2 separate regions of the Homo sapiens genome follow, and region 1 is linked to region 2. A link is an interaction called in ENCODE POLR2A ChIA-PET data of the cell type or tissue named here. Cell type or tissue: K562. All regions are shown on one strand. Links, peaks and the distances in the headings refer to the core of each region. The heading gives the core; the rest is flanking DNA. Region 1 overlaps LOC105378657 (a long non-coding RNA gene). Region 2 holds the start of EPHA10 (EPH receptor A10).

Evidence for each region. Peaks named below come from ENCODE experiments on the same cell type or tissue, not always from the same donor. Only the 100,000 strongest peaks of a DNase experiment are listed, where the experiment ranks them.
Region 1: POLR2A ChIA-PET joins it to region 2 with 6 read pairs; 1 of 35 experiments calls an interaction of 5 or more read pairs at or near these places.

The regions. Positions count from the first base shown.
Region 1 is chr1:38,449,667-38,455,037 of GRCh38, forward strand. All of the region lies in intron 2 of LOC105378657 (a long non-coding RNA gene), which reads right to left. Among named protein-coding and RNA genes, the nearest start is that of LINC01685, 23 kb to the right of the region's middle. RefSeq lists an enhancer at 2,881-3,382. In K562, for the core only: no CTCF peak of the experiment used is centred there; DNase peaks (open chromatin) are centred at 2,095 and 4,705; H3K27me3 peaks cover 3,674 bases.
Region 2 is chr1:37,762,248-37,767,568 of GRCh38, forward strand. EPHA10 (EPH receptor A10) reads right to left here and starts at 2,873. Exons shown (of 17, transcript NM_001099439.2): 1 at 2,714-2,873; 2 at 538-602. The coding sequence starts at 2,819. It overlaps LOC105378650 (a long non-coding RNA gene), which reads right to left and starts at 5,069. Exons shown (of 3, transcript XR_947192.2): 1 at 4,949-5,069; 2 at 4,244-4,434; 3 at 3,482-3,646. In K562, for the core only: a CTCF peak has its summit at 3,970 (motif pointing left); DNase peaks (open chromatin) are centred at 2,254, 2,974 and 3,964; H3K27me3 peaks cover 3,156 bases.

The sequences.
Region 1 (5,371 bases), core at 73-5,072, 690 kb after region 2:
CCCACCCTAACTGGGGGGCGGCTTCTTGCCTAAAGCATTCCCTGTGGACTTGGAGCTTTAACAAGATCAAAGAATATTCACATCCATTTTCTTATTTGATCACATTCTTAGCAGGCCAGTGACATTGGCTCCATTTCACAGCTAGGGATCCGAAGCTCAGAGAAGTGAAAAGGTCTGCCCAGTGTCATGGTCACATAGCTGGTAAGTAACAAAAACCTAGCTTTCAACTCAGGACTCGTGAATCTTAATCCAGGACTTAAGTGCCTGTACTTTCTACAGAACGTCCATTTAAAAAAAGAAAAAAAAAAAAGGACCTACTTTTTTTCTTTAGCCATTCATTAGCAGTCAAAAGTAGGAGCTAGGTGGATGCGTGGAGAGGGGAAAGGGAAGAATATGAAAGAACTCTACAGGAGGATCACAGCTCCACAAAACCTCCCAGTGGGCCCGGACCAAGGTGCCTGGGTCTGCTGGACATGTTTAGGATGCTTGACCTCTGCCGGCCTTTTGAGCTCAAGAAGTCTTGCTTTGTGCCAAGTGACCCCACCACATTCCGTTACAGCCAATTGGCCTAAGGCAGCCCCTGAACCATCAAGGGCAGCTGGTCCACAGGTCAGCCACAAAAGATGACCAGGACCAGATCCCCTCTGTATCAAGAATTTGAACAGGGCTGGGCGTGGTGGCTCACGCCTGTAATCCCAGCACTTTGAGAGGCTGAGGCCAGCCAATCACGTGAAATCAGGAGTTCAAGACCATCCTGGCTAACACGGTGAAACCCTGTCTCTATTAAAAATACACAAAATTAGCTGGGCATGGTGGTGGGCACCTGTAGTCCCAGCTACTTGGGAGGCTGAGGCAGGAGAATTGCTAGAACCCAGGAGGCAGAGGCTGCAGTGAGCCGAGATCGTGCCACTACACTCTGGCCTAGGTGGCAGAGTGAAATTCCATCTTGGGGGAAAAGAAAAAAAAAGAATTTGAACAAGAAACAAAGAGAGAGGCTGCCATTGCTAGCAGGAACATGGTGCACAGCTGGGTGTGTTCACTTCCTGGGGCAGCCAGGACACATGAGCACACATTGGGTGCCTTAGAACAAGACAAACATCTTCTCTCATAGTTCTGGAGGCTGGAAGTTCAAAACCAAGGTGCAGTGGGGCTGTGCTCCCTCTGAAGGCCCTAGGGAAGACGCTTTCCTTGCCTCCTGGCCTCTGGAGTCTGCTGGCAATGCTTGGTGTTCCTTGGCTTGTGACAGCATCATTCCATTACCTGCCTCCAGCCTCATGTGACCATCTTCCCTCTGTGTCTTTTCATATAAGGACACCAGTGATAGGATTTAGGGGCCACGCAAATGCAGTATGACCTCATTTTAGATTGATTAACTCTGCCAAGACCCTATGTCTGAATAAGTTGATATTCATAGGTACTGAGAGTAAGGACTTCAACATATCTTTCTGGAAACACAATTCAAGCCACAACCCTGGGCCACAATAGTACAGTAGAGAAGGCCCACGGACAGCTGCCTCTGAGGCCCCCAGATCTCCCTTCAACTTAAAACTCCCTGCAGCTCCGGCCTCAGGGAAGCTGAGCTGTCAGCCACGGGTCCCTAGGAGAGCCCTACTTTTGAATCCCCAGGTACCGCTGAGGGTCTCCTTCCAATGCTCCCCGTGCTTCTTTCTGATGGTTTGACAGGGGTTATTCCTTGCAAACAAAACAGACCAAAAATAAAGCTAAGTTTAATGTTTATTTTTCTGCCATAAATTTGCTTAATTCTATAATTTAAAAGCACTAAGATGCTTCAGAGGCTCCTTTTGTTGGAAAGTAGAATATTTCTCCCATGTGCTGGCCCAGCCTAGTCACTGGGATTTTTTTTTTTTTTTTTTTTTTTTTTGCTGAAACAGCCACCTCCTGTCACCAGGATAAACAGAGACACCCCAAGGAAACCTGAATTAGAATCACTGGTGCATTCCTAAGAGGACCTTGGTTAGACCCCAAAGAAATCAGACTAGGACACAACATTCTTTTAGCAAGCTATGAAAAAGCTGCCTCCAGAGAGGCCAGCCTGCCTGAGTCATCACTGTGTGGGAAGGACTGGAGCCAGCTGTCCCGCTGGCGGGGGTCTGAATTTCTCTGCAAAGTCACACTTCAAGAGAGTCACACAGTCCCAAGTTGACAGCTGAGGTGGGAATGGCAGCTCTACTCTTTCACCCTTCCCTCTCCTCCCTAGTCATCCTCCATCCTTTCAGGCTGAGAGCTCTCCCATGCCAATCCACACACTCCTCTATTCATGGTGAAATGCTCCCCTCCCCCAGGCAGGGGCCCTAGAGACGGTGCTGGTTGTAAATATCCTGACTGTGTGCAAGGAGAGGAGACAGGAGGTCCTTGCACTCTGAAATGATCAGCTTCCATGACTGTAATTATATAAATTACATCTAAAATTTCCTATAAATTCCATATGTAATCCTACAAATTCAGTGTGTTTCTATCAAGAAGATTGGTATATTTGTGTGAGAGAGAGTGTGTGTAGAGAGGATTAGAGAGAGGATAGGGGGATCCAGTGGTTTAGAGGCTCACGAAAACCCTCTATCTGGCCCCTCCCTGACTTCATGAAGCCCTTACAGACTCACTGAGCAAGCAACCCCTACATCCTGGAAAAATTTCAGATCCAATGCTACGGCAATCACTGCCTATTCCCCTTGTATGACATGAGCTCTGTACTTCTGTGGGCAAAACATACAAATCACAGTGCTTCCCCTTTACAAGTGAAGCACGCACAAGGAGCACAGGGAAGTCTGGAAAGCGGGTGGGGCTGGGGGTTGTCAAGCCTGATTCCTGATCCTTCCATGTACTTTTAGGACCCTGCTAACCCTCAGTGTGCCCTCGGCATCTCTGCCCCCCTTTAGGAGGTCTCATCCTGACCTCAGGGAGGAGGAACTTCAACTCTAGCCAATTCTTGGCTAGATGGAATTCTTTGTGATGCAGCACCAACATCGCCATGTTAGTCAGACCTTGACTTTGTTTCCCAGTTTCTGGCTGAGCTGATGCCCTGCTCCCTCGGCTTTCGGGGTTTTTTTTGTTTGTTTGTTTTTCTGGAGTCCTATCTACTACCACAAAACTCTTAGACTGGAGTCCAGCTTGTTTTTTTGTGCGTGTTGCTTTGTTATTGTTTTTTGAGATGGAGTCTCTCTCTGTTACCAAGGCTGGGTGCAATGGTGCGATCTTGGCTCACTGCAACCTCCGCCTACTGGGTTCAAGCAATTCTGTCTCAGCCTCCAAGTAGCTGGGACTACAGGCGCCCGCCACCACGCTGGATAATTTTTGTATTTTTAGTAGAGACGGGGTTTCACCATATTGGCCAGGCTCTTCTCGAACTCCTGACCTTGTGATCACTCACCTCGGCCTCCCAAAGTGCTGTGATCACAGGCGTGAGCCACCGCGCCCGGCCGAGTCCAGCTTGTTTTTACCACGCTACTCTGTCTCCCAGGGACTGTGGTCCCAGGTTAATTCAGATCAGAGGCTGAGACTTTGACAGCTGCCATAGCCCTCTCTTCCACCTGCAGAGTGTATCAGGCAGGGTGAAGGGGAGGGGTGGCTACTCAGGTTCTCCCTCCTTGCCCTTCTCCATCTGCCAGTCCCTCTACGGTGACCCAGCATATGCCCTGCTGTATTCCAAGACAAAACAGATTTCACAATATGTGGCCGGCACAAAGGTGAGTTGTCCTTGCTACTGTCTCAGGCCTTTCCCTCAAGATAATCCAGCCCTGAACACTCAGCAAACAACTGGTTGTCAGAATGTTTCCCAGGGTGGGAATGACCAGAGAACCCCATGCTGTTAGTCCAAGGTTTCTGGACCTAGAAGGGCCCTTAAAATCAGCCAGCCGGATACACCATTTTACAGATGAGAAAACAGAGGTCCCCAACTCTAGACCAAGAAGAAGGTAAGATCAGCGGCAGACACATATTCATCAACTGCATGCGTCGAGGGCTACTGTAGACCGAGCATTACAGATACAGCCTCTGCTTTTGGAGGCACAGTGTCCAGAGTAGGACAGAGCAGACACACAAGTGCAATCCACCAAGGAAGTGCTGTGATGGGGATGATTTGGAGACACGCTGTCCAGAGGAGGACAGAGCAGACACGCGGGTTCAATCCAACAGGGAAGTGCTGGGATAGGGATGGCACATGATGGACATGAGAGCCAGAACACAGGCTTCCAACCCCGAGGAGCAGGGAAGGTTGACTGGGGGCCAAGAAAATGTGGTCTGCATCCTCAAGACAATATTTGCTCAGCATAAGGTGCGAATCTAGTGTTTTTCACCTTTTCATTTCCAGTGCTAAACCAAAGACATCTATGGTGGCAGACTGAACCAGAGAATTCGTTATGAAAACTGCATGTTGCATGGTCTGAGCTTGATGGCTTATAAATGGGAAACAACCACTGCCTTCAAACATGCTCCTCCCTGCCCCGCCATGCCATCTTGGGGAGAACTCAGAGCTTTCTTCTCACTTGCAGTCATGAGAATGTTCTCTGTTGAGGTAGTTAAAACTTACTTCCATGTATTAAAAAGGCCAAAGTATCCAAATAAAAATTGCCCAAATTGAAACTTCTGTCTTGCATATGATTCAAAGCCACTTCACTTTGCCAGGCTCAGGACTCATCCCTGGGGCTGAGAAGGGGGTGTGGCCTACTGGACCAGGAGAAGGAGGCGTGGCCTACTGGACCAGGAGAAGAGGGCATGGCCTACTGGACAAGGAGAAGGGGGCATGGCCTACTGGACAAGGAAAGGGGGCGTGGCCTATTGGACAAGGAGAAAGGGATGTGGTCTATTGGACAAGGAGAAAGGGATGTGGTCTACTGGACAAGGAGAAAGGGATGTGGCCTACTGACATAGAGAAGAGGATGTGGCCTACGGGACATAGAGAACGGGGTGTCGCCTACTGACAGAGAAGGGAGTGTGGCCTACTGGACATAGAGAAGGGGGTGTGGCTTACTGGACATAGAGAAGGGGGTGTGGCCTACTCTTTCCTTGCTTTTCCCTTTTTTATCCTCATCCCACTGCTGTTCTTGGCTACTCTAGAATAGAGGCAAGAGAAGTAGGGATTATAAGGAAAGAGTGAGTCTTATCTTTAACTAGTCCTACAGTCCTCTCTTGGCCAATGCTGGTTAGCATTAATGCTCTTAATGTGACAGGCCTTCAAATGCTGGCTCTCTCACTGGGAAGTTTCTACTGGGACGTCCACCCTCCATGGTCTCCTGATATGAGCAATGTGCCCTCTGGCTGACCTCTTGCAACTTTCCTCTTACCCCAGGATCTGCACTAAAGGAGTCCTCCTGCCTGGAAGGTGGAACGTCCTCACCACCTAGAACTGCCTAAACCG
Region 2 (5,321 bases), core at 1-5,000:
TTTTTATAGATGGGGAAACTGAGGCTCCAGAGGGAGAGCGATCTGACCAGGTATGCACATCAAGTTAGTGGTGGAGCTAGGAATGGTGCCTGTAGTTTCCTGACTCTCTGACCAGTGCCCTTTGCACTCCACCAAGCTGCTGTTACAGCCCACATCATCCTCCCCTACCCCAAGTCTCCAAGCCTCTTTTAGGACTCCCAGTCTTGCTTGCTGTGTCAATCAATCAACAACATTGCTTGGAGGATCTACTACTATGTGCAAGCCACTGTCCTGTATTAGCTCCATCCAGATGCCACATTTCTGTTCCTAGACAGCCAGTTCTCTCCTCACTTATTCACTTTTTTTTTTTTTTTTGACTGTCTAACTGGCTGAAGACTCAATGTTTTCTAACAGGCCACTCTGGCTTGAAGCCAGGGCTGCTGGAGACCACACACTCTGAGGAGCACTTTTGTCTGATGTAAACATGAGGAGCTGAGGAGACTGTGTCCTGGACCACCAGAGGATCCCTGGGACAGGGAGGGACACTTGTGCACTTACCCCATTACTTGGCAGTGCAGTCCAGCCCAGCTCGGCCTGGGAGGCTTTGGAATCCAGGAGGATAACTAAGGAGAGGGGAAGACAGAAATATCAGAAATCGAGAAGGTCAGTTTAGCAAGAGAGTGGAATCCTTTGGTGAAGTCCCTGTAAATTTGCTGAGAGAATGCAATATGTGACAAATGATATGGGCAAGTTTTTCCCACTCCATACATCCCCAGGAGGGGTGTGAATAGCTCAAATCCAGAGAGAGGTAGCCACAGTCAGTAGGGAAGGAGCTTGTATTCAGTTCCTGGGGCTGCTGTAACATATTACCACAAATTTAGTGGCTTAAAACAACACAATATTTTTCTGTTACAGTTCTGGAGGTCAGAAGCCCAAAGCCACTTTCACTGGTCTAGAGTCAAGGTGTCAGCAGGACTGTTTTCTTTTGGAGGCTCTGAGGGGAGAACTCATGTCCTTACCATCTTCAGCGTCTGGTGGCCGCCTGTAGTCCCTAGCTTGTGGTCCCCTCCTCCATCTTCAAATCACATCACTTTAATCTCTGCCTCAGTCATCACACTGCCTCCTCCTCTGACTCTGGCTCCTCCTGCACCCCTCATACAAGGACCATTGTGATTATTGGGCCCATCCAGATAATCTAAAACAACCTCTCCATCTCAAAAGATCACTAATCACATATGCAAAGTCCTTTTTGTCAATTAAGCTAACATTCACGGTTCTAGGGATTAGGACATTGACATATTGGGGGTGGGGGTCATCATTCAGCCTTCTACAGGGTCCATGGCAAATACTCTAAGGTTGGCTCTCAGATTGGGGGTGGGAGTCAGTGACTCTCCCCAGCCTTCTTAGGTTCCCAAAATTATAGCTAAGAGTCAATTAGAGAGAGAGAGAGAGAGAAAGTGAGTAGTGAATGTATCAGGGGATTCCTGTATATACCCCCCAATCCACTCCTACTCAGGGGCTTTTCTGAGGTCGGTGGTCCCCAGGCATGAAGACTTGAACATTTTTAGACTGACTCCCGGGCCTCTGAGAAAACAATGTGGAGAGATACTGCTAACAACTGGAGAAATAAAATCTCTCTTCTCCTCAGCCAGCCCTTTTCCCAGGGGCTGTCACTTCCACTGCTTTTGAAAGAATGTCTGGGGTTCTTTTATGTATACATCTATGACCCTTCCTACCAGAGAAGCTTGAAGTCCCTTTATTCCCCCAGGAGGCATCGGATCAGCAGCCTGCAACCTCTCAGCATGGATCACAGAAAATGGTTTGGACAGCAGAGTCCGCAGACCAGAGACAGGAGGTCAGGACACCCCGGAGTCTTGGGAGATTACCCTCTGGAGCTTAAACCAGGGGGTGGGCCACCAAGGTGAGGGCCTCTCCAGAGGCGTCAGCGACTGTGGGCAGGACCGCCGACGGCTTTCCGAGATCCGCGCAACTGACAGCACATCGGAATCGCGAACTGGAAGGCATCAGCCATCCAGGGCCCAGACCAACCCCGCGGTCAACGCCTCAGATTCCAGCTCCTCCGGATTCTGCACCTAGATATGACGCCTCTGGATTCAACTGAGCGTATAGCTCCCCTAAATGCACAATCAGAGGCAAGACGCGGGCTCCAGTATCGCCGACAGCCTCAAACCCGGCAACGCGGAGCGCGCCCGGCAGACTACGCTCAGAATTCAGCACTGCGGACAGTTCCATGATCAGCACGTCGGGCAGCGCCCGGATCCAGCCCCCTCGACCAGCATTCCACCTTCTGTTGGCCACACTGTGGTCTCCTAGCCCCTGTAGTCCGGGCTCCATCCCGTCTCCCCATATTCCGAGCTCACCTCCGCATCTCCCTGTCTCCACTCTTCATCTCCCCGCCCCCGCACCTCCCACCTCCAATCACTCAGCTTGTCCGTCTCACCGGCCGCTGGACCGCCGCCTCTGGCTCCCGCGGTTCCTGGCCTCTTTCTTTCCCAACCTCCCGGGTCTCCAGCCCCCAAGCTCCTCAGCGCCCCTCTCTTCGCTACTGCTTGATCACATTTTTCTCTGTCTCTCCAGTTCTTTGCTGCCTGCTTGCTTCAAGCCCCAATACAGACTCTAGTCTCTCCAATGACTCCTTCCCCCAGAACCCCCATCGCCAGCCCCCTATCTTTTGGTATGCCACGCTCCGAGCAGAGCTCACCAGTCTTCTCACCTTCCTCGGCGGTCCCAGGCCGCCAGGGTCCCAAAAGCAGCGCGAGACAGAGCTGCATCCGGCAGAGGAAGAGGCGCAGCGGGTGTGGACCGGCGCAGGTCTCCATGGTCCGCAGACCGAGCTGTCAGTCCGGCGGCGGCTCAAGCCGCGCCAGCCTAGCACCGCTGAGCAATGCCCCCAGACCCCAGAGCCAGCGGGGGGCGGAGTCTCACCGCTCACCATCATCCATGGGAACCAATCACTAGGCACCGCCGCGGGATGCCAACCAATCCCCGCCAGCAGAGGGTGGGAAGGTGGAGTTTCATAGGCCAGGGGCGGAACACCCAACTGGTGGGGAAAGGAAGGGGTCCTGCAGATCTCCAAACCGTGGGGGGTGGGGCAGCTGTGGGAGCTGGCAGGGCTTCTGCGAGAGGGGAATGAGCTGGCATCGGTGGCCCAGAGCGCTAAACCTTAGCTCCTCATTCCTGAGAAGTAGGCAGGCAAGGTGGGCTTGGCTTAAGGAGGGGCGACCCTCGGGGAGGCAGCAACACTTGCAGCCTCTGAGCTAGTCTGAAAGCTCCCTTGTTCCCAGGACTTGCGGGGTTTTGAAGCTTTATGTCCTGACCCCAAGCTCTGGGGAGCTCTCCTGTCTCCCTGCCCTAGGTCTGTTCCTGTGTCTGAGGCTCCCGGTGTCTCCTAGCTCATCCCCCCCTTTCTCTTCCCGCCCTCATCACACACACACACACACACACACACACACACACACACACACACACACAGCGGCAGGAAGGAGGGGCCGAACGATCCCGGGAGCTGCTCGGGAAAGGAGAGCAAAGTGAGGGACGGGGTCCTGCCCTACCAACGCGCTTCCGAGGCTGGGAAACCATGTGGACGCTGGGATGGGGGCGGTGGCGGTTTTGCATGAACGATCGGTTCCTCAGGTTCTTGCTCCTGCTGTCAAGATACAAGCAGCACACCTCACAACCACCCATGCCCTCAGTCTGCTCAGAGTCGGGGGTTCCCCTCTTTGATCACCCCACTCCGCCCACCCCAGGGGACTGGTGAACAGCACAGAGGCCAGGAATCGGAGACATCTGCGAGAGAGGCGGAGCAATCCTGGCAGAGTTCAGCCGGCGCTGAAGAAGCCGCAAGAAAACGTGGAACAAGACCTCTGTCTAGTGAAGGTCATTTATGTGCAAGCTGAGGGTTTAACACTTTGGTGGTGGGAAGGGTTGGGGCCCTCCAGGACGAGGGAGGCGGCTACTGAGCGCCACCATCTGGGCTGAACTTGAGGGGAGAAAGCTCCACCCACCTCGTGGCTTTTCCGAGCTCTTTTCTTGGGGGACCCACCCCCTCTCTATTTGGAAGCGAATATAGCCTGAGAAACCTCGAGAGTGAGTGTGAGTCCTGTGACTACTTGGCCCCTGCGGTCTGAGTGTCTGTGCTTTTGCATATATGTATCCCTCACCCCTCTACCCAGCCCTCACTGGGCGCCATGCTCTGTGCTGCGGATGCCCTGGTGAACCACGCTGTCTCTGCCAGAGTCCATACCTCTTTGAACGCCGAGTGTAAGGAGGATTCCTGGCATCGTAGATCACTGGCCATTTACAACCCGCTTTCATGTGCCATTTCTGCGTGTGTGCTTGTGTATATGTGCGAGTAAATGCACACGTGCCCACTCAGACATACTTGCTGGACAGTAGCAATAGGAGGAGTAGGTGGGAGGAATTGGTCTTCTTTACCTGCAGAAAGAAAGGTCATCAGGAGAGGCTGTGGCTTGGACACCACAGGAGACAAGCCCCCTGAGGAAGCAGAAGGAGGTGTGGCATCCCTCCAGTCCTTGGATGCAGGCGGGACTTCTAAAACCAGACCTACCTGAGGAAGGGTTCTCACACTGCCACCTCCTTTCCATCTTCATTCTCCTCACGCTCGATTTCTCCCCTCCCCCTGCCTCCACCTCTGGGAGATGGTATTTTTAGAAGCTGCTTAGAGACCCAGGACTCCTTTCATTTCAAAATGAGTCCTCACTCCACCACCCCTCACTCCTCTTTAAAACCGGGTTCCATCCCCTTAGCAGGCTCTAAGGCACCAATCATGGCTTCTTACTGAAGCTCCAGGGACTTCAGCCCAGAGGTTCTGACCCTCGGTGCTAAAACAAAATACAGACTTCCTCTGAACCTGACAAGGATCTTTCAGAAACCAAACAGATGGGGGAAATTATCTGGGGAAATCTACATAGGATGCTCTGGCAAATACCTGACTGTTGGAGTCTGGTTTCTACCCTCTTCCACCACACACACCTTCACGCATCTGGGGGAAATTTCCAGACAGAGACCCTAGGAATAGGGGGAAAGAAGAGGAAAAAAAAGGAGTGAAATAATCCTTCCCTTTCTTCCTCTGAGCAATTCATTTACAATAAAACCAGAATGGAGAAGCCCCAGTGAATGCAGATATATGCAAATCAGCTGGATGTTAATAAGAGTTGCTCTAAGGCGGACCCCACTCTACCAGGAAGCCGCAGAACTGAAAGCTCAGTAAAGAAATTCCGGAGGGCCTTAGAAGGAAACCAACCCATTGTTTATCTCGACCTTTAAGTGCTGGGGGCCAGTTAACTAATGGAAGGGGTTAG